5 separate regions of the Mus musculus genome follow, and all the other regions are linked to region 5. Evidence: chromatin loops called from intact Hi-C (ENCODE). Cell type or tissue: heart. All regions are shown on one strand.

Evidence for each region. Hi-C counts contacts between places; a loop is a spot of excess contacts. Peaks named below come from ENCODE experiments on the same cell type or tissue, not always from the same donor. Only the 100,000 strongest peaks of a DNase experiment are listed, where the experiment ranks them.
Region 1: it touches region 5 in a loop (5-fold over the local background); 3 of 42 quality-filtered maps call a loop at or near these places.
Region 2: it touches region 5 in a loop (2.0-fold over the local background); 3 of 42 quality-filtered maps call a loop at or near these places.
Region 3: it touches region 5 in a loop (6-fold over the local background); 10 of 42 quality-filtered maps call a loop at or near these places.
Region 4: a loop joins it to region 5, with 7 times the contacts of the local background. A loop is called at or near these places in 30 of 42 quality-filtered maps.

Annotation. Positions count from the first base shown.
Region 1 is chr10:116,772,424-116,777,423 of GRCm38, reverse strand. It overlaps Myrfl (myelin regulatory factor-like), which reads left to right. Exons shown (of 25, transcript NM_001033333.3): 23 at 1-80; 24 at 401-475; 25 at 610-879. The coding sequence ends at 696. Among named protein-coding and RNA genes, the nearest start is that of 4930579P08Rik, 46 kb to the right of the region's middle. In heart, no CTCF peak of the experiment used is centred here; a DNase peak (open chromatin) is centred at 2,893; H3K27ac peaks cover 265 bases; H3K27me3 peaks cover 533 bases.
Region 2 is chr10:116,475,166-116,480,165 of GRCm38, reverse strand. No RefSeq gene overlaps it. Among named protein-coding and RNA genes, the nearest start is that of Kcnmb4, 4.1 kb to the right of the region's middle. In heart, a CTCF peak has its summit at 2,895 (motif pointing right); no DNase peak of the experiment used is centred here.
Region 3 is chr10:116,263,718-116,268,717 of GRCm38, reverse strand. The region is part of intron 13 of Ptprr (protein tyrosine phosphatase, receptor type, R); the gene reads right to left. Among named protein-coding and RNA genes, the nearest start is that of Ptprb, 35 kb to the left of the region's middle. In heart, a CTCF peak has its summit at 1,948; DNase peaks (open chromatin) are centred at 1,667 and 1,917; H3K27ac peaks cover 2,605 bases.
Region 4 is chr10:116,316,431-116,321,430 of GRCm38, reverse strand. Ptprb (protein tyrosine phosphatase, receptor type, B) reads right to left here. Exons shown (of 32, transcript NM_029928.2): 5 at 3,802-4,065; 6 at 1,829-2,098. Among named protein-coding and RNA genes, the nearest start is that of Ptprb, 18 kb to the right of the region's middle. In heart, a CTCF peak has its summit at 2,017 (motif pointing right); a DNase peak (open chromatin) is centred at 1,990.
Region 5 is chr10:116,205,787-116,210,786 of GRCm38, reverse strand. The region is part of intron 6 of Ptprr (protein tyrosine phosphatase, receptor type, R); the gene reads right to left. Among named protein-coding and RNA genes, the nearest start is that of Ptprb, 93 kb to the left of the region's middle. In heart, CTCF peaks have their summits at 2,359 and 2,567 (motif pointing left); DNase peaks (open chromatin) are centred at 1,886, 4,176, 4,646, 4,956 and 1 weaker place; H3K4me3 peaks cover 438 bases; H3K27ac peaks cover 567 bases.

The DNA of each region.
Region 1 (5,000 bases), 570 kb before region 5:
AATACACGCTAGGGAATATATGTTTCCGCAGTCAACGGGAAAGAACCCAGAGCGATGGAGAAGATGCTCAGATGACACAGGTAATGTTTCCTGGCTCCTTAACATCATGTCCTGGTTCCAGCAGAGGTTATTTAGGACTACAGCCTCTGCTCCCTATTGAGGGAAGGATGCCTGGAACCAAACACCAGTGCCCCTTCTTAGCTGAACTTGGCCACCTCGCTTGGCTCGGCATCTTCCTTGCATCCTTAAGAGACCACAGACTGTTCTAGCGACATAGATCAAAAACCGTTGTCCTAGAGCCTCTCCTACAGTTGTCAAGGGCGTGCCTCCCTAGCCTGCTCTCCTTCCAACTGAGCTGTAACATGTGAGCTGAGATGGGCGTGTCTCCTTCATCTCTTAGGGATACCAGCACATTTGGAGGCTTCCCGTGGCCCGGTTCTCCGACAGCGCATACCATTTCCGGGTAGCCGCACCAGTAAGCAAGCTCCCCCCACCACCCCACCACCCCCGCCATTTTTCTTTTCAGTAGGAAATTAAACTCTCAATAGATAAAAGAAACACTAACGATAGTTAACTTTCACACTGGTCTTTCTCTTTTCTCTTTTCCAGGATTTAGCCGACTGTTCGACGGATCCTTTTTTTGCTGGGATTTTCTTCACAGATTACTTCTTTTATTTCTATCGACGTTGTAACTAATTTGCTCAAGTTTGAGGAGGACATTACCACAGAAAAGCACTCAGGGACAAGCTTAACAGAAGCTGCTGTTTCTCTCACAACTTCTTTTACTTTTCTGTCAAGCACCCATATCATTTTCTGAAGGACCCTTTCAGGTTTGGCTTCCAAGGGCTTCCAATGAGGAGAATAAAGTGTTTGCCAGAGACTGAGAAAACACGGTATTCGATTTTTGTCACAACTATGAAGGAAACACTTCTCTGGTGGCTCTGAAAACACAGCTTCTCTTATGGAAGAAGCACAGAGGTCAGAATAAGCCTGTCTTGTCTTAGCATTTTGAGGCTTTTGAGAAGAAAAGGCCATATTGACTTGGACCCACTAAATACAGAGATTTTGTGACAGGGTTGGGGAGGTGTGGAGCTGTCGGAGAGGGTGGATATTGTGTGACGCTGAGCTTGAATTGAGGCAAACTACTGTGTGCATGCAAGTGTGGTATGTGTGTGTGTGTGTGTTTACACATATACATATATGTAAACATTAAAGTACAACTCTGGCTCAATAATGAAATCCTTTGCTACCTTTGATGTGTATGGAATTTTCTGTGCGAAGATGGCAAAAGTCCCTATTTCCAGAGCCTTGTTCTGCCTTGTGGCACAGTCCCTTGGATGTCAAGGCTGGTGCCTACCGCGGTCTCCTCTCCTTCTTTCTGCCCACTGTTCCCAGGACTCCACACAGCATGGCATAGCCCTTTGTCTTGGGAAGAGGGAATAAAAGGCCATCCTCTGGGGACAACCACGTCCTGACCAGATTCCACCATGATGCTAGCTTTTCGGAAGCTGAGTGCCAAGTCACACGTACTACAGCTCCATGTCACAGGACCGTGGAATGTCAGGCTTCCCTGGAAGCCACTTCCATCAGCGGATCAGTGAGAATGAGACTGTTTGATGTTTTTCGGTAATCGGGAGTAATAACACCTCTATCTGATACCACGAAACATGTGTCCTTGTTGAAACATGTTGATACTGTGACCTTGACAAGCTATTGAAGACTTGATCACTCAGTGGCATTTTGAGATAAACTTCGTAACACAAAAAAGGAGTGTGACGTAGTGATTGGTTAGGAGCTAAGATTCTGTGGCTGACTGACTCGCCCTGGAGTTCGAATTCTGGCTTTATCTGTGTCTTCTTAGACATGATCCTTAAGTTCCCTACGTCATATGAGGAGCGGGTGACTCGGGATATATGAAAGCCTCACCGGGCGTGGTGGTGCACGCCTTTAATCCCAGCACTCAGGAGGCAGAGGCAGGCAGATTTCTGAGTTCGAGGCCAGCCTGGTCTACAAAGTGAGTTCCAGGACAGCCAGGGCTGCACAGAGAAACCCTGTCTCGAAAAACCAAAAAAAAAAAAAAAAAAAAAAAAAGAAAGCCTCAGTTAGGATGAAGTAGGGACAGCAAAGATAGGTTCCTAAGCAAATATGGGCTGTTCTTGAAGTCCTTGAACACTGTGGACAGATTACAGTGGGATACCAAGGCACAGAGTAACTAAACACACAAATAATGAAACATTTTCATCAACCAAACCCCGAACCACACACAGGACACAGGCATGGGTATTATGTCCAGGTTAACTTTCCTTTTTGTATTTTGAAAATAGCATACCCCTTGTGCAACAGAGGAGAAGGTAGCTAATTCTTGGGAGCAAACATTTCATGGCCCCCCAGTTTCCTATATTCACATTCAGAGATGCTTCTCCTCAACTGTGGCATCGCTCGTCCACACACACGGCTTGGTGCCAGAGTCCCACCATCGTCTGAATAGACTCAGGTGGTGGCCTCGGGAGACAGGCTCACTGATTTTACTTTTCTCGTAAAGAAATGTTTGCTTCAGCATAAATCTCATGACTTATTCAGACCTCTGCATGGCAGACACCGTGGGCAGTTTCCACATCTACTGTGGCTCAGCAATGCTGACCCTACAGCAGTTTCTATAAAGAGAGCACTGTCTTACATTAACTTCCATTAGAAGCTTGAAGCATTGTTTTTGTTTGTTTGTTTGCTTTTTCCCACGGAAAATGTACAGGAGAGCGTTAAAAGGCTTGGGAACGGATTCAACACAGCCAACAGACTTTTGGTGACCTCTGGCACATTGACATCGGTTATTAGGAGAACAGATGCTGTTGGGAGGTTCTGTGTGTGAAGTGCCTTTCCAGCTGAGATTGCTCACTGGGGACCATGCTGCTTCCAGCCAGGCAGCTTTTCCTCATGCCGGGAGATGATCGTCTTTCCACCTGAGCATTCCCAGTCGCTAGCAATTAAAACACCCTTAACAGCTTTTCTCAATCTCATTACCTCGTGATTGTGAGGACAACAGATGAGTCCTGAAAAACATACACATTATAAATGTGTGTGCATGTGTGTGTGTGTGTACGTATAGTATGTCTCTCTAAAGCATTGTGGTGACTTAATGCAATGTGACATCTTGCTTGTATGGGCCCCAAGAAGAATGGAAAAGGGAGTCTGAATAAAGTGTAAATGAAATTCTAGGTTTTAGCTAGTAATCATGTGTCAAAATGACTCAAATGTGTAAAGGGCAGCATATGGCTAACTGGAGAGGGGCTGTGGAGAGGCTGAGGTAAGAGTGAGGACTGCACTCGTGTGAGGACCTACGCTCCAGTCCTCAGCATCCACATAGAAAGCCAGGCATGGGTGCTCGTGTGACTGTGCCCTTGGAGGATGGAGACAGGCAAATGCTTCAAGCTTGCTGGCCAGCCGGCCCTGCCAAAATGATGAGCTTCCAGTTCAGTGAGAAACCCCGTCTCAAGGGCAGACGGCAACAGAAGAGAAATGCTCACACACTGATGCCTTTCACTGGCTCATATGCAGGGAACACAAGCATGTGTCACACACACACGCACACACACATGCACACACACACATGCATACACACATGCATATGCACACACACACACACATGCATATACAAACACATGCACACACACGGGCGCACAAAACACACACACACACATGCACACACAAGAAACTGGGCAATGGGCTCATAGAAACTCTGAATCCTTTCTGATTTTTCTGCAGGCATAACACTGTTGTAAATAAGTTTATCTTTGAGGCATTCATAATAGCCGAGCAGGAGTATCGCACACTCCCTAAGCACCTCTGATCCCATAGTGGAAGTTTAACCTGGGAAAATACATTTAAGACAAGTTTTAAATTTCAAGGTACTAGTTCCCTGCTTTGCCTGTTGCTTAAGGTCAGATTCTGTGTATCAACTTAATTAATCCCCAAGAATAGAGTACTATAAAATAACCACACAACATAAGCAAGTACAATTCTAATAACTTCTGTGACTTATAATAAAGGTACTTGAGTGTTGGGGCTTGGGATTCAAATGGTAAATACTGGCCCCATTAAGGCTTTGAAAGCTATCTGGTTTTTTAAAATAACCACCTGTAACAGCTGGAATGGAGATAGCCAATGCTCCAACAACAAGAAAAGGGACAATGAAAAATTTAAAAGGGTACGTAGCTCTTATTAAATTTTCATTCTTCTTTTCCTACACAATTTCTAAAAAAGATTTATTTATTTATTTTATGTATATGAGTACACTGTAGCTGTATATATGATTGTGAGCCATCATGTCGTTTCTGGGAATTGAACACAGGACCTCTGCTCGCTCTGGCCCACTAGCTCGCACCAGCCCTGCTCCCTCTGGCCCCGCTTGCTCCGGCCCAATATTATTTATTTATTGTTATATGTGAGTACACTGTAGCTGTCTTCAGACACACCAGAAGAGGGCGTCAGATCTCATTACGGATGGCTGTGAGCCACCATGTGGTTGCTGAGAATTGAACTCAGGACCTCTGGAAGAGCAGTCAGTGCTCTTAACTGCTAAGCCTTCTCACCAGCCCTTACCTATACACTTTGTAAAATTATTTATTTCTCTTTTATTTTTCTGTGTGTGAGCAGGTATAATTGTGTGGATTTCTGTGCCCCGTGTGCGTGCAGAATTCTGCAGAGCCGATGAAGGTTTCACCGGTTTCCTGCAACCGGAGTTGTGAGCTGATGCATGAGTGCTGGGATTTGAACCCAGGTCCTTTGGAAGACAAGTCAGTACTCTTAACCACTGAGCCCTCCATCCAGTTCTCTCTTTAAAATAGAATCTCACTCTATAGTCTAGCCTAGCCTGAAATGTGGGTGATCCTTCTGCCTCGGGCACCCAAGTTCTGGTAATATAAGCTTGAGCCATGATGCCTTGCTCCCATAGAATTTTTGACTTTCATCTTTAGTGATAGAATCTCAAGGGTATAGCAAGTCGT
Region 2 (5,000 bases), 270 kb before region 5:
CCGTGACCTAAGTGTCCACAAGAGTGTTGGATTATGAATGGTTGTGAGTCACACTGTGTGTTGGGAACCAAGTCCAGGTCCTCCCCAAGTGCTCCTCACCACTGAGCCAACTCTGCAGCCCTAGGATGTGACCTCCTAATTTGCATAGACAGGTCATAAAATGTTAGGGTAGTTTCTATTTATATTTGACCTAAGGGACATCTTGGCCACATAATATTTGTCTTAATTTATAATAAAGGACTTTTTCCAAGACAAATTTGTTTCTCCTGCATAATGGAAATAATTTTGCTAGTACTTGAGTTCTTCAAGGAACATTTGGAAGAAATGCCTTTAATTCAAGGGTGATAGGATTTCCACAAGTGGCTGAGTTAGTTTAACATTGTGGCCTCTAGATACGCATAATAGAAAAACTTAGGTAAAACCTTTAAAATTACACACTTCAATATGAAGACATATGAAGGAATGACATAAATAGTTTCATCTCCTTGTGTATAAAAATAAAGATTTGGGGCAGCCACAGTGTTTCAAAGCTACCTTTAAATCTGCTACATACTGAACATTTATTTTAAGATGTAGTTTTAATTACCATATGTAGCGATGCATTCATTTGGTCTGGTTTTGAGTTGTTAAATATTTCCTCCTCCTAAGAGAAACATAACTGTCATGTTTTAATGTCTGAACAATTAATATTCCTCATATATGCTATTACATAAAACATACCTTTATTTAAATGCCATTTTTGTTACTGTGCTTAAGAAATATTTCTACATTTACATTATCTAAAGCTTTGGGTTATTCTTGGTTCATTCTAAATGTAGATCTAAAATTTGTATATTAAATTAGTTTGACTTGCAAATCCTATTCAGAATAGGAACTGTCTACTGAAGATGAGCCAATCACTGCCCTGGCTTCTCGACATTTACAGTGACAGCCCTGAACAAGGTCCATTATCCCTGAAATACTTGCAAATTATATGGTGTGGAAAAGGAAGGTGCAGACTCTTGTTTCATAGAGCATTAAAGTGGGGTTTCCTTTCCAATTTTGTATCATCCTTTTTCTTAGAATTTAAGGTAAGGGTATAAAACTTTAGTGTCCTAAATCCCATCAAAAGAAACCAAAGTAGCAGGAAAATGTGCCTGAAGAAAAGGTCTAGGGTAACCGAATGGCTGCATATGTCTTAATAGGAGTCAATTCTTTCTAGGTTGTAAGAATAAACTCTTACAACTGTCTTTAACCTAAATAAAACGAGATGATGTAACAAGCACCACAATGTTACAGCGAGGCACAAAGACTAAGTTATAATAACAGTTCTATTTCTTTAAATGTTCCAAAGACAGCAGTGGGTAGAGGGTAGGGATCAATGTATTTCCTATCATTAGATGTGTGCAGACAAAGACACGGAAATCTTACTGGAAATACCAACTTCTCTCTCACATAAATGGGGTAGGATTTCCTTCTACTCTAGAATAATTTAGTGACTTTTGCCAATGCCTGTTTATCTTTGTGTGTGTGTGTGTGTGTGTGTTTGTAGCTTGAATCTAAGCAGGAATATGATTCAGAATAAATGGGAGCTAGATTAAGCCATGAGCCCCAACATTCCTCTACCAGTTGTCTCCTTCATAGGTTTCCTAGTGCAGATGTGGACCAACCCTTGGATATAATGTATTTGAAATTTATTTTTAATATATCATCCTGGAAATGCTAATCTCTGACTTTGTCCCTCATGAGATTAATTTCGAACATTTGTGAGTAAACCTAGTTTGTAGAGTCATTCAGCAAATGTATGCCCATGCCCCCAAGGATACTCCCACATGCCACTGTGGGGAGATGTTCTCTGGATTTGAGGAGTATTTTAGAATACCCTTGACTAGGTGTTTATTACAAAGCAATACAAGTTTTTTTGTTTTGTTTTTTAATTTTAGAACAACAGTTCTATTTTAATCCTAGAATGTTAAAAAAATAATTCTACCCCAATCTTTTCATTTGAAATTATTGTTGATTATATCAGATGAATAGAGCTGGGGCCAAAGCTAATACTCCTCTTTCTACATAAATATGTATCCCCTATAATAATTCATTCACCATGAAAGATGGTGAGAATTTAGGAACTCTAACACTAGCAGTGTTTTTTTTTTTTAAATAATAGAGCATTAATATCTAAGCAATGATGAGGGTGAGGCTTGTGACGTCACACCCTAGCTGAAACACTATGGCTGTTGGGCAAGGAGATTGTCAGTTTGGTTCAGGGCTTCAGGCTTCACCTGGCTGTTTGTTCATGCTCCAGTGGGATGGCCTGTGCACATACAGCAACATTAAGTGGACTCAGTGGGTTTAAAAAGAGTTCATGAAGTTGGGGAGGGAGGGGTTTGGGGGTTATGGCAAGGTTGGAGGGAGGGGTGGGCTTGATCAAAACATATATGCATATATGAAATTCTCAGTTTTTACTATTAATACAAGCTGCTTACATTTTCTGTGTCTGGGATCTTGCTTATCTGTGCTTGGCCTGTGTACAAACAAATTTCAAACTTTTAAAAATAAATTACTTTAAAAGTATTTGCTGTTTCAATGAGGTGTAAGGTCTTAGGGGGTGTCTTGGTTAATTTTGTACTAATATTTTCTAAGTATCTGGAAGTACTAGTGTTCTCAGTTGTAGTATGTTCGGTGAAGTAGGTACTATTTATGTCTGGAAATTTATTTCAAATCTAAAGCCTAAGGAGATAAACATTTAACAATGGAGCGAAACAAAATTTGGTCGTAGCAGGCTAGAAATCATTTAGTAACACTGAAAAATCTTAAAAGTTAATCTTTGTACTTTAAGTGTCTGATGTTTTGCTTGCATGTATCACAAACATACAGTTCTTGAAGAGTCCAGAAGAGGGCACTGGATCCCCTGAGCTGGAGTTAACAGACTTGTGAGTTGCCATGAGTGGGTGCTGAGAATCAAACTCTGGTCCTCTGGAAGAAAGTCCAGTGTTCTTAACCACTGAACCATCTCTCCTGTCTCCTGCAACCTTTATTTTAAAATTATATTATTATTTTTTAAAGATTTATTTATTTTATGTATATGTACACTGTAGCTGTCTTCAGACACACCAGAAGAGGGCATCGAATCCAATTATAGATGGTTGTGAGCCACTATGTGGTTGCTGGGAATTGAACTCAGGACCTCTGGAAGAGCAGCCAGTGCTCTTAACCACTGAGCCATCTCTCCAGCCCAATTTTATTATTTTTAAAAACGTGTGTGGGGGTCTGTAAGTATTCGAGAGCTGGAGGAAGGAAGTATCAGATCCCCAGAGCTGGGGTTGCAGGTGATTGTGCACTGCCTACATAGATGTTGGTCCTCAGAAGAACTCAGGTCCTCACAAGAACAGTATCTGCCCTTAACTGCTGAGTCATCTCTTGTCTTAGGGTTTACTGCTATGAATAGGCACCGTGACCAAGGCAACTCTTGTAAGCACAACATTTATGTGAAGCTGGCTTACAGGTTCAGAGGTTCAGTCCAGTATCAAGGCAGGAGCATGGCATCATCCAGGCAGGCACAGTGCAGGAGGAGCTGAGAGTTCTATATCTTCATCTGAAGGCTGCTAGAAGACTGGCTCCCAGGTGGTTAGGAGAAGGCTCTCATTTCCCACCCCCACACCTACTCCAAGGCCATACCTCCTAATAGTGCCACTCCCTGGGTCAAACATATACAAGCTGTCACATCTCTTCGGTCCCAAACTAAATATTTTAAAGTTAATTACGTGTGAGTTGGGAAAATAAGATTTCTATAAGATTTTCTTTGTTGTATTACTAGTTTCTTCCTCTCTTGTTATAGTCAGTAGCAAATGTTTAAAACTTTTCCAAAATGTGAATTTTAATGAAAAGGGTGTTAAAATATGGCTTCCCCCCCTAGTCTGTGTAGTTAGCTATGCACGTGTTTACTATGTTTGTTATAGAAAGCCTCCACGATGTGCTGATTCTGGAAATGACAGACAGGAACAACATGCTCTGTTCCTATTCAAGTCTTGCATGCATGTGAGATTGGATGCTGCACTTCTAACGTAAGCCACAGAAGTTTCCCGTAGAGTGTTGATCACTAAAGCAAACCTATAGGGGCTTTAATGTTCATCTTGGGGAAGGTTTTGCTTTTCTTCTAAATGAAAGCTCACTGGGGCTTGCTCTGGCTTTGAGAGAACCATTGGAGACAACAGTGTTCTATGAGGGAGTCTGGTGCCGAATGGTGTGTCTTTCAGTTTCTGTGGATGGCTTACTATTCATAGGGAGGTCTCGCTTCCTCTCCTGTGCAGTCTCTGCCCTCCTGGGAACAGAAGGTGCCAAGTTGACCTGTGGTTCAACCTTTCCGAGGCCCCCTGGGTTCTTCCTGTCCTTCTGACTTAAAGTCAAGGGTTGAGCGCTTTTCTGATACAAGCAGCCTAGGTGGGAATGTTACAAGGCAGCCCTACCACTAGGAGAAGAAACTAACACGGATTTCTAGTGAATCCTTCAAAATAAAAAAGTTGATTTCGTCTGTGAAGCCTTCAGATCTGCTTCCCTTACCACAGAAGACAAGCCAACTTATATAGGAAAACAAAGAATCAAAATGAAATGTTTGAATAACACAAAGCTGGAGAGAGAACAACAGCTTCTATCCCTGTGAGAATAAACAATGAAGAAAGTAACTGAACTAACATTTGAGTTAAGACAGAACTCCCTGGCCCTGGTTTCCTAGGTTGTAAGCAGTTTTTGTTGTTGTTGTTGCTGTTGTTTCATTCACAACACTTAAGGCGCCCAGGAGACACTGAACTGTGAAGTGTGTAAGGTAATGGTGTTACGTTACCCTTAGGGCTCTGTCCTGGGCTTGCTGCACGTTGCATGAATTACTTTATTTAGTCCCTTAGCCTTAGCGGCCCTGTTCCGTGTTTATTCACCCACCCCTCGTCCCCATCTCCAATCCCAGAAGAGGTTGCTTTTTTGAAATGAGGATTGGCATCTGGAATCTGTCGAAGGAAAACACTCAG
Region 3 (5,000 bases), 58 kb before region 5:
CACAGATGACTATCTCAAAAGACAAGAAGAAAAGTAAACGGAAAACGGTAAGAACTTCTTACTTCTGCCAGTGGTTGTGTGTTTGAAAAGGTCTGGAAAGCCACGTGTGTCAAGTTCATTACCCATGGGGACCAAAGTATGTTAAGAGGCCAAGACAAAGCAAGAGCAAACTCAGCACACACTGTGGTCAAGATAAATCCTGTCTCCATGACTTACTATCTTATTACATCATCTTTTTGAGCTCAGTCTTTTCATATGCAAAACCACAGAGGCTACACAACAGTTGGACCTACCCGACTTAGCCCTGCTGTGAGGAGCAAGAGAGATAATCCATTTAAAATGCTTAGGGTAAAGCTAAGATAAGTGCCTGTGAATACCACCTTATGAATAGTATCCTTGAAGAATAAGCACAAGCTTGGCCAAGAACAAGTTGGTCCAGGTTGGTCAAGTCTGGATGGAAATGATACAGATATATGTCTACATAAAGAGACAGAGCTATAGAGGAGGCACCTGGTACAACAGGAAGCAGTAGGCTTGGAGCCTGGCAGATTTCAGGCATAAGTTCTTCCTTTTAGACCTACTAGCTTCGTGACTCAATCAATTGATGTTTCTATTGTTGTCATTTTGAGACAGAGTCTTGTTAAATAGCCCAGGCTTGGCTTGAACTCCTGCAATCCTCCTGCCTCAACCTCCCAAGTACTGAGATCACAGGAAAGCTCTGACTTATCTCCTCCCCCACAACCTGGCTTTTCTCACTTATGAAGTAATATGAATGACAGATGTCATCTCATTATGAGCATTAAATGTGTCTGAGTACCTGGTTGTCTAGCTGCAGGACAGTCACAGAAACCCCAGGAGTCCCTAGCTCCCAGTGTTATCAGGGAGGAGGAGGAGCCAGGGATCAAGAGAACCTGTCAGTATTGTAACCTGTCACTAATGTGACTGCGTGCTGGGTGGCTTTTCTCATCCGTGACCGGTGGAAGATTTTTGTCTGAGAGAAATTTTCCACTGCTCACACCCACAAATGCTCTGGAAAAGCAAAGTATTGGCTGGGCAAATGAATGTGTTACCTAATAAGGCTTCAGGGTTTGCAGGGATTAATAGATAACTCACAAATGCTAATCACAGTGGCTGCTGGTGCTGAAGTACAAAATAACTGCTGCCTAACTTTGTTCTTCCAATCACTATCCACTTAACACTATACCTGGGACTGCCATGGTTCACTCCCAAGCCCTGGTGAGGTTCTGGCTATGCCCGCTTGGAAAACCAGGGTACAGATACTAGATTATTTGTTTATCCTGTCTGTGTCATATGCTCTGGAAACAAAGTAGCCACATTCATTGTCGAGGTGCTGTGGGGTGGCCATAGAATAGGAAGACAATTAACCAGCCCAGAAGGATGCAGATATGCTATCCCTCTAGACATGCCTTCAAGAATCTCACTGGCTCTGTCAGACCCAGAAATCAGCTGGGGAAGCACGTTACTGTGTCAGCTGGGGGTGGACTCAAGCTAAAAGAGGGGGAACGTAGGACTCCCTTGCCCACGCTTTGCAAGTGAGACAGTATTTTGGGGGGAAAAAAAAGCAAGACAAAAACTCTCCAAGCCTCAGAGATACCCAGGGGAGAGCTTTGTGACCTTTTGTGACCACACACACACACACACACACAGAGCCTTTCCTGCTGCACCGCCCAGCCAGTATCCGGTCTAATCAGTAGACAGAGGGAATTCTGCAGGGGTGACTCACTTCTGGGCTAACAATGGAACGCTCAATCCTTTTTTTTTTTTTAATTATTATTATTTTCAAATCTGGAATTCTTTTGGTAAAGTTTGGTACAGTAAATTTAGAACAAAAGGTGTAGAAAATAACGAGCCTCCTGGGTAAAGCTCCGATAGCTTTGGCGTGAGTCAAGAGAGGCCGAGTCTGCTGGCCCGGTGCAACGCCAGCTGTGGGGTGTGCCAGCCACTGCACCTAGAGTCTTTCCAGCAGATGTCATGTCAAGAAAGGAGACTCTGGATGGGTGTGGTGGCATGAGTCTGTAAAACCCAGTACATGGGAGGTGGGGGGCCAGATGATCGGGAACCTGAGGCCAGACTGGGCCACATGAGACCCTGTTTCAAACAAAACAAAACAAAGCCTGGTGTGGTGGGAACGCCTTTAATCCCAACACTGGGGATGAAGAGGCAGGTAGATCTCTGAGATCGAAGCCAGCTTGGTCTACAGAGGACGGTCCAGGAAAGACAGAGCTACATGGTAGAGAGACCCTGTCTCAAAAGCAAAACAGAACAAAAGAAAATCAAAAGCAAGGGACACCTAAAACATTAAGCATCCCTGAATTTGATCAGGTATTTTGTGGTGTTGTGGTGTGTGTTCACGTGCACACATGCACACATATACATGGAAGCCAGAGAACAACCTCAAATGACATTCTTTAGACACTAGCCACTTGTTGTTGTTTTTAACCAGGGCCTCTCATTGGCCTTTACTTTCAAGATAGGATAGGCTGACTGACCAGTGAGCTGCAGAAATCTACGTGTCTCCAACTTTTTTTTTTTTTTTTTTTTGCTGTTGTTGTTGTTTTTTTTTGTTTTGTTTTGTTTTGTTTTTTTTTTCGAGACAGGGTTTCTTTGTATAGCCCTGGCTGTCCTGGAACTCACTTTGTAGACCAGGCTGGCCTTGAACTCAGAAATCCGCCTGCCTCTGCCTCCTGAGTACTGGGATTAAAGGTGTGTGCCACCACGCCCGGCTATGTCTCCAACTTTCTAGTACTGGGATTGCAAACTCATATTATCACATGCAACTTTTTCTAAACACAGGTTCTGATTATTGAACTCTGACCCTCAGGTTTACAAAACAACATCAAGTCAGATCAAATCAAAATAAAATAAGAGATGCCTTACCAACTGAGCCCAGCCCCTCAGACCAGGTTTTTTGAATGTAGATACTTTCTCTGAAATAGCAGGCTATATGCCTGAAGTATTTGCTGGGAATAAAAGCCAGCACAGAGCAAGTAATAGTTCAACTACAGCTCTAATATTTTTATATGGGTTTCACATATACCAGGTTGGATTTGAACTCTCTATGTAGCTGAAAATGACCCTGAACTTCTAATCTCCTGGACTCTAAAGTGCTGAGATTATAAACATGAACTCTATTCCTGGGTTATGTAGTGCTGGGGATTGAACTGGGGGCGGGGGGACGGGGCAAGCTCTCTTCCAGTTAGCCTGCATCCTCAGAACTAGCTCGAGCATCGTTTTTAAGATTTTTTTTTTCTCCCTGAAAGTTATCCCTCCCACCACTGAGTAAGTAGGCTAAAGTCCAATTATCTCTTAGCCGGAATGAAGAAATAGGTTGCCCTGGCAATCCTTGGAAGATTCCATTGTGAAACCTGTTTTACAAAGAGGGCCTCTTATTAGGCTCTCAAAACCCAGGATGTCAGGAAAACACACACCAGCTTCCAGGATTTCATCTCTAGATGTTCTGGGAATAAAGTAACCCAAAATTCAGAATTCTTGATCCCCCCCCCCCCAATAAGGTCTTTGAAATTCACTTACTAGGTGTAGAATTGTGGTTAGGTGGGGATATAGAAATGCAATAGGTATCAGGCTATGCTTGATAACATTACAATAAGGAATAGTAACTTTAGACCTGGAATTATTTTGGCTAGATTTTGGAGTCAGGGGCTATTTGAGGACACACATTGGAACAGGACATTGATGGCATGTATATTCTTTCTTTAAGATGGGCTGGTTAAAAGAAAAGCAGCTTATCGAACCGAGGTGAGCGATGAAGACATCCAAACAATGCCATGCTGTACACCGGGAGCACTTTCTATTTGCCTGGGAAACTACGAGCGGAGCCCCTGGATGCCATTCCACTCGAAGGCCCCCAAGGTAAGAGCACCCTGAGTCAGCTGCGGACTTCAGCAACTCTCAAAAACTGAGCGTTAGACAGATTGCTTCCTGTTCCGGTCACGGGGATCAAGGAATGTGATAAAAAGCCCTAGATCCAGAAGTTTCACTTCCCAGATTCTGTTTTCAAATCCTCCCACTTATCAGAGGTTCTGGGGGCGATGGGGGAGAGGGAGGTGTACAATGGGGAAAATGCCTGCAATCAATCTGCACTAGCACATAGTCCTTCCCGCCCTGCTGCCTGTCTCATAGGCTGCTTTTTAGCATTCTCTTGGGATGTCTACGGGGTGTGTTCTTTGGCGCATTTTACTGTAGATCATTATCATTTAGGATTATCACTGTGTGTGTGTATATGATGCCTGTATGTGTCTGAGTGTTGGTCTTTGCCTTTCCATCTCATCAGTCAGGATGTCTTTATTGTTTATCTTTGCATATGCAAGCCTTGCTGCCCCATTAGCTTCCTGCATTCTCCTGTCTGCACCCCGCACATCACTGTCGGACAGTGGTTCTCAGCCTTCCTAATGCTGCCACCCCTTAATACAGTTCCTTACATTGTGGTGACCCCCCCCCCCCCCAACCGTAACATTATTTTTGTTGCTGCTTCATAACTGTAATTTTGATACTGTTATCAAACAGGAAGCATAACGTAAATACCTGGTATGGAGATAGTCTTAGGTGACCCCTGTGCAAGGGTCATTTGGTCCCCAAAGGAGTCATGACCCACAGGTTGAAAACAACTGTCATGGGAGATCTTAGATTACAGATGCCTTCTATTTTGCCCTTCCCACTTCGATGGAGAATGCTTTGCTCCTGGAAGCATCTTCCCAGGCCTCTCCACCATGTTTTTAAAGGGACAAGGGTCTATATTACATTCAGTGTATAAGTGATGTCTGCCATGACCTCCCATCGCACAGCTTCAGCACCCATGTGAGTCCATTATAGAGGGAGATGCACGGTGCAGGGCTCCTGGTTGATCCAGTGCTACAGCAGCTGAGTTCTCAATGAACAGTATCTGTGATTAGAGGACTAAGCAAAGCATAACTGGCTTTCCAAGTAACACAAACTGATTACATTCTCTGTTTACTTTAAAA
Region 4 (5,000 bases), 110 kb before region 5:
TTTCCTCAAGTTTTAAAATTCAGGCTGAGAGACAGTTAAGGGTTTTGCTGTAGACTCTTGGGCGAGCAAAGCACTTAAAATGCCCTGCTACATACGCGCAGGGCTGAGAGTCGTCTTTCTGACTCCTCCAGCAGTGTGGCTGTGAACCTTATCGGGAAGGAACAATTGTTTCAAAGCTAGAAGATGAAGTTGCACAAAAGAAACCGAAGGGGAAAAAATATATAATCTGAAAGCAAACTCAGCATGAAATAAATTAAAATCAAGGTTGGAGGCTGGGGGTGTGTGTCTTAGTTAGGTTTTTACTGCTGTGAATGGATACAGTGACTAAGGCAACTCCTATAAGGACAACATTGTAATAACTGGGGCTGGTTTGCAGGCTCAGAAGTTCAGTCCATTATCATCAAAGTGGGAACATGGCAGCATCTAGGCAGGCATAGTGTAGGAGGAGCTCAGAGTTCTATGTCTTCATCTGAAGGCTGCTAGCAGAATACTGGCAACCAAGAAGCTAGGATGAAGGTCTTCAAGTCCACCCCCACAAGGACACACCTACTCCAACAAGGCCACACCCCCAAATAGTGCCATTCCCTGGGCTAGGCATACTCAAACCATCACAGGGTGAACCTGGCTGTTCATTCAGCTTACATTTCCAGGTTGTTTTAAGGTGACTGGCAAAGCACTGGGGCACAAGGAAGACATGTGTACTGTGAGCCCTGAGAGTGCCTTGGCTTAAGCTGGCTAGAACTTTGACCATCATCCCCTTGACGTTAGTACTGGAGGATGAAAAGGTCACTGAGAGACACAGGTGGTGCCTTAAGGGGCTATCACAGCCCTCCTCTTTGGTATTCTCACAAGAACATTGAACCATCACGGCAGTCATTTCTTTATCAGGCAGGACTCAGGGAGATCGATTTCACTTTAATTATGGTCTGTTCTGCATCCCAACGGTCACTATAGAAACGCTGGAGGATAACTGTCATACTTGAAAGCTGAGACAACAGGTTCCGGTGTTTGTGATTTGCCAAAGAAATTGCAATATAATGGGGGCAGCAAAATGATCAGAATCCATGGATCCTAACCCACCCTTTCCTGTCATTCAAACAGGATGCTAATCGCCCTACCCGGTAAGAGAGATTCCCAAGTTAGTCAATATTAGGTCAAGGCAATGGTAACTCGGTTATCAGCACTCTTTGAAAGATTTGTCTTTATTCTCCAATTTTATCTTTTCTGTTGTTAGTAGCATTTACAATGTCTTTCCTTGGGGCTGGAGAGAGAGCTCGGTAGTTAAGAGTGCTTGCTGCTCTGGCATAGGACCTGGGTTCAGAGGCCAGCACTCAGGTTGAGCATCCCACAAGTGCCTGTAATGTCAGCTCTATGGGATCCTCTGCCCTCTGCTGGATTCTGGTGCTCATTATTGCCCCACCCTCCCATCCCCCTGCTGCAGCTGCCGCCACTTCCCTCAACACACAGTTTAAAACTTTTATATATAGGTTTTTTTTTGTTTTTTTTTTTGAGGCAGGGTTTCTCTGTGTAGCCCCGAAACTCACTCTGTAGACCAGGCTGCCCTCAAACTCAGACATTCACCTGCCTCTGCCTTCTTCGACTGGGATTAAAAAGCCGAGAGCCAGCATTACCTGGCATAAAGATAAATCTTCAAAATGTCTTTTCTTTCATGAAATGATAGCCATCAGGAGTTCAAAACTGACAAAGTTAAATGTTTGCAACTTTGTTAGCCTTATAATAGCTCACCTTTAGGGAGTACAGAAATAAAACATCCGTGGCTCTATGTAGCAGGCAATGAATTACGTTCTGCCAATCAGGTTTGATTTACCTGTCCTGCCTTGACAGCGCTCGGAATTCCGCAGATTTCCGCTCTCAACAATGACTTCTATCTCATACTGTCTTCCTGGTATGAGCTCCAAGCCATCCAAGGCATAGTGCGTTTCTTCCTTTCCCACTGTGGTGTTGAGCAAGACCAAGGATTCATTGAAGAGCACGATACGATAATGCTCCCAATCTCCAGCAGGGGGCGTCCAGTTCACTGTAAAGGACTTCATCCAAATCTCGTTGTAGGAAACCAGATTCCTCACTTTTTCTGGAACTAAACCAGGGGGCATGCGGAGAAGGTATTGAAAACAAAACAAAAACAAAAAATTAAGAATATTGGCTTGCTTTTTGTGGGAAGCGATATAGAGAACACAGTGTTTGCTATTGATCACATGTGTATTGCCTCCTGATTTCTGAGTAGGTGAGTTCTCTCCCTCTCCCTTCCCCCGCCCCCCCCCCCCATTTTGAAGACATGTGAAAATCATTCCAATAACGGGGGAAAGTTATGCAGTCTCTTGCCACGCTGTTCATAGCGTCGCGTTGCGACTGCTGTTTTCCACTGCTTGTTTGCCAGTCCTGGAGATCATTAATGACATCGTATCTCATGGTGGCGAGACTGACAAATGGGATAGCTTTTGAAAAGATATTGTATGTTGTAATCGTGAAACATCCTCATTTATTTTTTAATTCCAATGGGAAAGAACAAACTTCATGCGTATGGCTTTGGGCATGTTTTGAGTGCACACACTCAGAGTCTCTTCAAAAAAGGACCAAACAAAACCCAAGTGCTTCGCTTACATCTGAGTCTCTTCAAGTTCAGCCCCTTGATGCCTCCCTATGGCCACCGCCTCTCCTTCCCTTTCCCTTTCAGTGTGTTCAGCGGTCTGTCCTGTCAGCTGACCTCTCCTGAGCACTTGCACCTCTGAGCCTCTCCCACCATTCACTCTCACAGACATTTCTCCTTTCCCGGTCCATTTCCCAGGAAGTTCATTCCCCTGCAAGGCCATTGCCCCTAAGCTTCTACTGATCTTCTGGGAGAGAATATTGCTCTTGGTCCCTTTGGCCCATATAGGTCTTACTTGAGATCTCTAATGGCACTGAGACTGGACTCAAACCACCTCCTTTAGATTCAAGTTCCAGTACTTTCCTGGCCAGATTTAATTATTCCAGTTAATCTGCACAATGTCTATGTTAACCGCATAGCTCTTAGCTTACAGTTTTCTTGCAAGAAATACATGAAATAGGTTTAAAGTGTTTGTGCAGGGCCTAATACATGAAATTACCAATGCCATTGGCATTTTAAAAGGCATCTATTCTAGGTGTGTGTGTGTGTGTGATATCTTTGGTTAAAATGTAGCATCTATTAAGCAAAAGTCAGCAAATAATCCTTTATTGAACTACATAAATGACCCCTGAAAGATTTTATTTTTATTTTTAGAAATAAAAAAAAAGCCACCAAGTAGGCTGGCCCACAGGGTGTGCTTTGCAGAACCTTGCCTTAAAAGCAATAGCACACTGTAGCCACTTTCACAAGGCGCAAGGTTCATAATACAGCAATTTACTCAAATAAAGAAAGAGATAAATGTTCATTGACATAAGTGAATAAAACTACTTATGGGAAACACCATGAGATGCTAAGTTGGCCTTATTATAAGAATGAACCAGAAATGCTTTCTTCACTGGCATCGGTGATCGTGGATTTGTGATACTTAGGTCATGGGGCATGAGAGAGCAGAGAAGAGGGACAACCCGCAGATCACACAGGAATCCAAGCACATTGGCTTAAATGACGCAATATATGTAATTAAAGCCTCTGTCTTATTCTCTGTGTGGGCTCTATCCCAGGGGCATTCGTGGTCATAAAAACCCTGCTTCTCAGGTAGGAAAAGAAGTCAGTTTCTCCATTATTTTTCCCTATTCTGAGCCATATCTGAGAAGTGATTGAGGCAACCAGAGACTATCCCACAGCTAACTCACCTGTTCTCCCCGCTGCTGACTTCTCAGCAGAGAGCTCACCAGAGATGCAGCTGATGGTCACTTGGTAAAGCCGTCCAGGGACTAAGTCCTTAAATTGAGTTTCAGTAACAGGAGGTGCTAATGTTTTGGATTCTTTGATGGTCCCTTGGTGAGACAGGGTAATGCTGTAGGAATCTACATCCCCAGGGGGTTTCTGCCACTTCACATTTAGAGAGGTCAACCTCCCGTCATTTGTCACCTTCAGATTTGAGACTTCCATGGGAGCTAAGTAGTAAAGAACAGAAAAGACAATTGACTCTTCATTCCTTCCCTTAGTATGGCCTCGTTTTGACCTAAATTTTAATGTCTACAGAACGTAGTCTTCGATCAGGAGAAAATCATGTGAGAGACAAAATGTTACTGGAAATCTAAGAAAGACAGTGCCATCGCAAGAGACCTATCTTGTAGTCAGCAGCCTGGTGGCACTTGTGGGCTGCCCACAGAACACTGGGCAGTTCTCTCTCAGACTCGCTGTGCGTGCTTGCTTACTAACAAATAAAGCTTGGCTAGAAGATTGTCTGTGCTCCTTTACAGCTCTGGGATTCTTTAGACAGAATTTACAGTGAGGTTTGCCATCTACTTAATTTCTTTGTGTGCCTGCACGTTTATTTCTTTAAACAAATCTACCCTACATAGGTTGGTTAGTTGGTAGTTGTACACATTTATATGCTCAAATACTTTATAAAAGGTTATGCGTGTGTGTGTGTGTGTGTGTGTGTGTGTGAGTGTGTCACATATGTGCAAGTGTGCACACACAGATGGTAGAAGAGGACATTGGTAACAGAAGCTCAAGTTACAGACAAGTGTGAGTTGCCCAGTGACAGTGCTAGCAGCTAAACTCTGGAAGAGCAGTAAGCACTCTTAGCAGTTGAGCCATCTCTCCAAACCCATTGGAATACTTTGTATATTAAGTCATGATAAAGTTCAAGAGCTGTGTTACTCGTTCATCAAAGGGAAAGTCATGAGAAGAGATAGTTTGATGAATATTTTTCCTACCTCTTACACATGCTGTAACTATGCCTGAGGACATAATACAAATTAATACAGTTTCACTACAAGACAGTATATAGCATGGTGATTTTGCACAGGATTCTCAGAAGGGTAATTTGTTCTCTCTCTCTCTCTCTCTCTGCCTTTCTCTCTCTGTGTCTCTCTCTCTC
Region 5 (5,000 bases):
TTCCTCCTCCTCCTCTTCCTCCTCTTCCTCTTCTTCCTCCTGTTCCTCCTCTTCTTCCTCCTCCTGTTCCTCCTGTTCCTCCTCCTCTTCTTCCTCTTCTTCTTCCTTCTCTTCTTCCTCCTCTTTCTCCTCCTCCTCCTGCACTTCCTCCTCCTCCTTCTTTCTGGTGACAGAACCCAGGCTTTGGGCATGCTCCGTGAGTCCTCTACTGCTGAGCTATACCAGAAGCCCCAACATTTCTCTTTTTGAAGTGCTGTCAAATGTTTTTGCCAAGTGGAAAGACTACTTATCATTCCTAGGAACAACATATTAAGTTTCTAATTTCCTCACATCCTTGTCCCTTTACAATACAGTCAATTATTATTATTTTTATTAGTAGTAGCATAGCAATCCAAGTGAAGGAAAAGTGGATTTTCAATGGGGCTTCAATTGCATTTTATTATAATTAATTATGCTGATGATATCTTTTGTGGCTACCAGTCATTTGTTTATCTTCTAAGAAGAAATGCCTGTTTTGATTTTTGCTTAATTTTAACTTGCCTTGCCTTCTTTTTTAGTTCTAAAGCTCTTTACATATGATAGACAGTAGATCTTTATCAAACACATGATTTATAGTGATTTCCTTCTATCTCAGTTGTCATCTGGTTTTCTGTGGTGGCAAATACCTTTATGTGCCGTCAGGACTGAGACACAGATGTGCACTACTTTAGCTATTGGGAGTATTTACATGAGAGTGTTTTGGATGAAATCAACATTCAAACCAGTATATTAGCAAATCAAATTGACCTTCATAATCTATAACTAATAAGTTAGGCATAGTAAGAGATCAGTAATAACTAACAAATATCAGTGCACTATAACCATAGCTACACGACTGTAGTATCGCTCTCAAGACCTCTTATTGCTTGCCCTTCATATCTGGTGATGTGAGCTGGTGCACCCTTTATTGTTGAGACAAGGTGAGCTAGATAATGTAGGCATTGGAATGCCGTGTGAGGCGAGCATAGAAGGGCTGTCTCAACACCAGCATGGGGTATTGCATTGTGTATACTACACACATATACACACACAAACACACACACACACATACATACAGACACACAAACACACACACACACACAAACACACACACACACACAGACAGACAGACAGACACACACACACACACACTTAAAGATGAAATAAAAAATGTCTTTATGGTCCACCTGCTTTATATATGAAGGCATCTGCTTTTTAAGCCTTATTGTTATGGGTTGTGACTATTTTATGAAGACAACGATGCTTTCGTTTCAGCAACAGTCTTCGGCAATCTAAATCCTTACGGTTTTTCTCTATTGTAAACAGGGCGAAATGCAGACAAATCCCTAAAGTTTTATAATGATGAGGGACTTGAATCTGTCGATGGAACATATTCATATCAGTTTGTATATATTAAAATAAAATAGGAAATGTGACTTTTGGACTTTTTTTTTTTTTGCTTCCATGTATCTGAGTTATCAAAGTCTATCAAAGCAATGTATCAAATGTATCAAAGAAAATGTATCAAAGACACATTTTCTATCCAAGCCCCTGTGTCAGATGAGGACATGCAGAAAAGTGTGAACTCAATAAAAAAAAAATTAAAAAAAAAAAAAAACAACTGAAATGCTTAGGACAGTCTGTTCAGAGGGACAGAGCTCATTAAGGGAATGCCACAGGCCAGTTCCTGGACTTCAGCTCCACACCTAACAAATTCCAAAAGTTCTTCAGACCTAAGCAAGTCAAAATACACTACGGAAATCATTTTTGACAAGAACTCTTGGGCTGAGCTTTAAGTAATCAGTATCTGGCCAGGACAGGAATCACCCAGTATCCTGTGGAGGGAAACAGCTGACGTGAGACCCACGTCGCTCGCCTTCCCTCTCCTAATCAGGCTTTCTAATGTACTGCCAATTTACCCCCAGGCTGTCCTCGATAAGGCCTCGGGGTTACTGGAATCCAGGGTTCACCAATGTGAAGTCCTGGGGTGTCGGGCTGCATCTTTTCTTGGAGTGTCTTTCTCCAATGCAATTGTGCTTCGTGGAGAAAGTTCTTTTCAGTTTGAGTCCTAAACTAACCTATAACCCCCATCTCCCACTAAATTGCATATTTTTCTATAGAGAGAAGAGGGCAGAAGTCTTTTTTTTTTTTAGACTGAGCAGCTCAGAGACGTCCAAGCACCGCATAGAACACAGTGAAGGAACGGTCAGAACCCTTCTCAGGGATGCCGAATGACAGTCTTAGGGGCTGCAGGCTTAAGTAGGAAGCCCTGCTTGGTGCATTTGGGTCTGAACCAGTGCAGTGCCCCCTCTGGATGTCAATTAGGGACAAATGGGAGGAGAGCTTTTTGGTGGCTCCTTTCCGGCCTTGAAATCCTTATAGGGCCCTTGATCCTTGTTTATTTTATTTGGCTTTAAATCTTAGAAGGGTTACAAATGTCTCAGGTAGGGTTTTTGATGGCAGAAAAACAGCTGCTTTAATGTTCTTTAAAACAAAAGAAAAAAAAAAGTGGCTCTGGGTCTCCCGCTGTCTGTGTGGCTCACTGGCGCCACCTATAGGTGGTAGGCAGAAAGGCAGCACAGATAATAAAATCTAAGTTCGTTCATAAGATACACTGAGGAAATGATACTATCTGTGTAATGCACACAGACATGGGCACACAAGGCTTTCCTAGTGCACACTTCTAGTGCTCCCTCTGCACATGGAGCCCAGTTACGGTTCTTTTGTTGTTCTGGGGCATTTTCTGTAGTACTAAAACTAGGCCTTGAGATGTTCTTATATATTTGAATATGCTCAACAAAGGGTTGTATTTCCTTGCTCTCTAGTAGATCCCAAACAACGTGACTTCCTGAAAGTCAAAGGTCAGATTTGGGAAGTCACTGGTCAGCAAGAGCATCTATACAGATTCAGTCTAACTTCTTTTTATCCTAAGCACACCAAGAGAAGTTAATATTTGTTTTTTTTAAAGAGTATATATTGCATAAACTATATTTAAAAAAACACTGGTCATAACACATTTCTTGAAAGAAACCTATTGCACACATGTATGGTCTCTGTAGCCTGGCTATACAAAATCTTTTATTATTTGGTAACTTCTGTCAAAAGTCCTAAGGCTCTCAACTTTAGGGGTGAGAACGATACAGGGGAGACCAATGGAACGGTTTTGGTCTGCCGGTTGATCAACATTATACAGTATGAAATTGCTGGCCAGGAATATATAACACCCACGGGACATGGCATCTCACTTGGGGCACTGCCATTGTAAGCCACCCTCTGCGCATGCTCCTCCTCATGGTCGATGGAGCCCTGGGCAAGAAGAACAGGTACACTGCAGATTGCTCCTGTTCACAGAAATTCTCAGGCAAATCAGAAGAGGAACTAATAGGAGTGTGCAAGCGTGCGAGCGAGCGTGGGTGCATGCGTGCAAGCGAGCATGGGAGTGAGCGAGCATGGGAGCGTGCGAACGTGTGTCTGTCTGTGTGTGTGTGTGTGTGTTTACATGCGGAGGGAGCACATGCTAGCTTTTCAGCATCCTTAGATGACTGCAGCAAATTGCATGTAGTCTGACTGCTTACAAGTATTTATTGTATGTCTTGGGATGATCTTGGCTGTCATTAAAACCAGGGTTATGGTTCTTCCAAATTCAGAAACACATGGCGACGTTTTCCCAGGCATGAAACATTTATTATTTTACTTGTCTGAGTAGTATACTGCTATATACAAGCAAATGGACAGGGCAACTCACATCCTCTGGATGAACTCATCTAGGAAGGGTATCTGTGGAGAGCCTTCAGTCGGCAAGGCTTCACTGAGGAGCACTAGATAGGATTCTCCAGTGACTCCATAGCCTGAATCAACTCTGGCTTTAGATGCCTCTAAAGACTGGGGTGGAAAAAAGTACTGAGAAATAGGAACAAATGAATGGTTTGTTCCCCAGATAATCCATCCCTGGATGGATGAACGAGCATAGCATCTTTGGAAAATTTACCCCGTGCAGGATCCACCAAGGACACCTTCCTACGCACTTTCCTGTCTTCTCACTACCACTACCCAGGGTACTTTGCGATCTTGTGCCTAGGCCTGACACTGGCCTCGGGTGAATACGAATATGTTTCCTGTGTAAAAGCACAAGACATTTTAGGAACAGGAAAGGCCCGTCCGGTCCAACATACCTGCCCTTTTTAGGTTTATCTCAATGTCACCTTCGTTCATCTTAGACACACATTTCTCACGATCCCCATCATAAAATTAGACGTGCCTGTTAATATCATTATCTTTAAAGTAATTCTGAAAACATCTTGGAAGCCTGCTGGGAGTTTTCAACTTTTCTATTTTATGGAGACATAAACTCCCAAGTTTGAAAACGGAGACTCCAGAGAAGTTTACTTTTAGGGTTGGGAAGGTCAGCTCACTTGATTTTATTATACACGCTTACAATTAGGAGTTGATTTATTCGTTACGTTCTGGAAACCAGCATTTTCTGTGGGGTATTTGGAGATAAGAGGTGTGTTCCCGAGAACAGACTCTCTCCTCACAGGAAGAGAATCTGTAGGAGGCCAAGTTCACAAACATCACAGACCTGTTTAAGAGCTTAGCATTCTTTGAGCTCCTTCCTGGACTGTTTCCCCGTTCACATCTGGAATTTACAGGAGGGTGAAGGAAGCTACGCTCACCGTCATAAAGAAGGTGGGAAGTTTATTCCACAAGTCAGAGACGCACACTTTCAATCAAAAAGCCCGAAGAGAGCCTCCTGTTCGGGATCTGGGGAGCAAGGGTCCTTAGCAACATTTGGTCCCTGTCTGCAAAGCTTATGTACCGAGTTCTCAATCTTTAGCCCTTACAGGTCAACAAACACTGAGAAGACACTGAAGCTGTCTGCCAGATGTCCACCACTGATTAATTTGTCTTAAGTTCAGCCAAAAGGGAAGAAAGTGTGACAGGCGGGGCTGGAACAGCAAACACAATCAACATCTGACCAACCA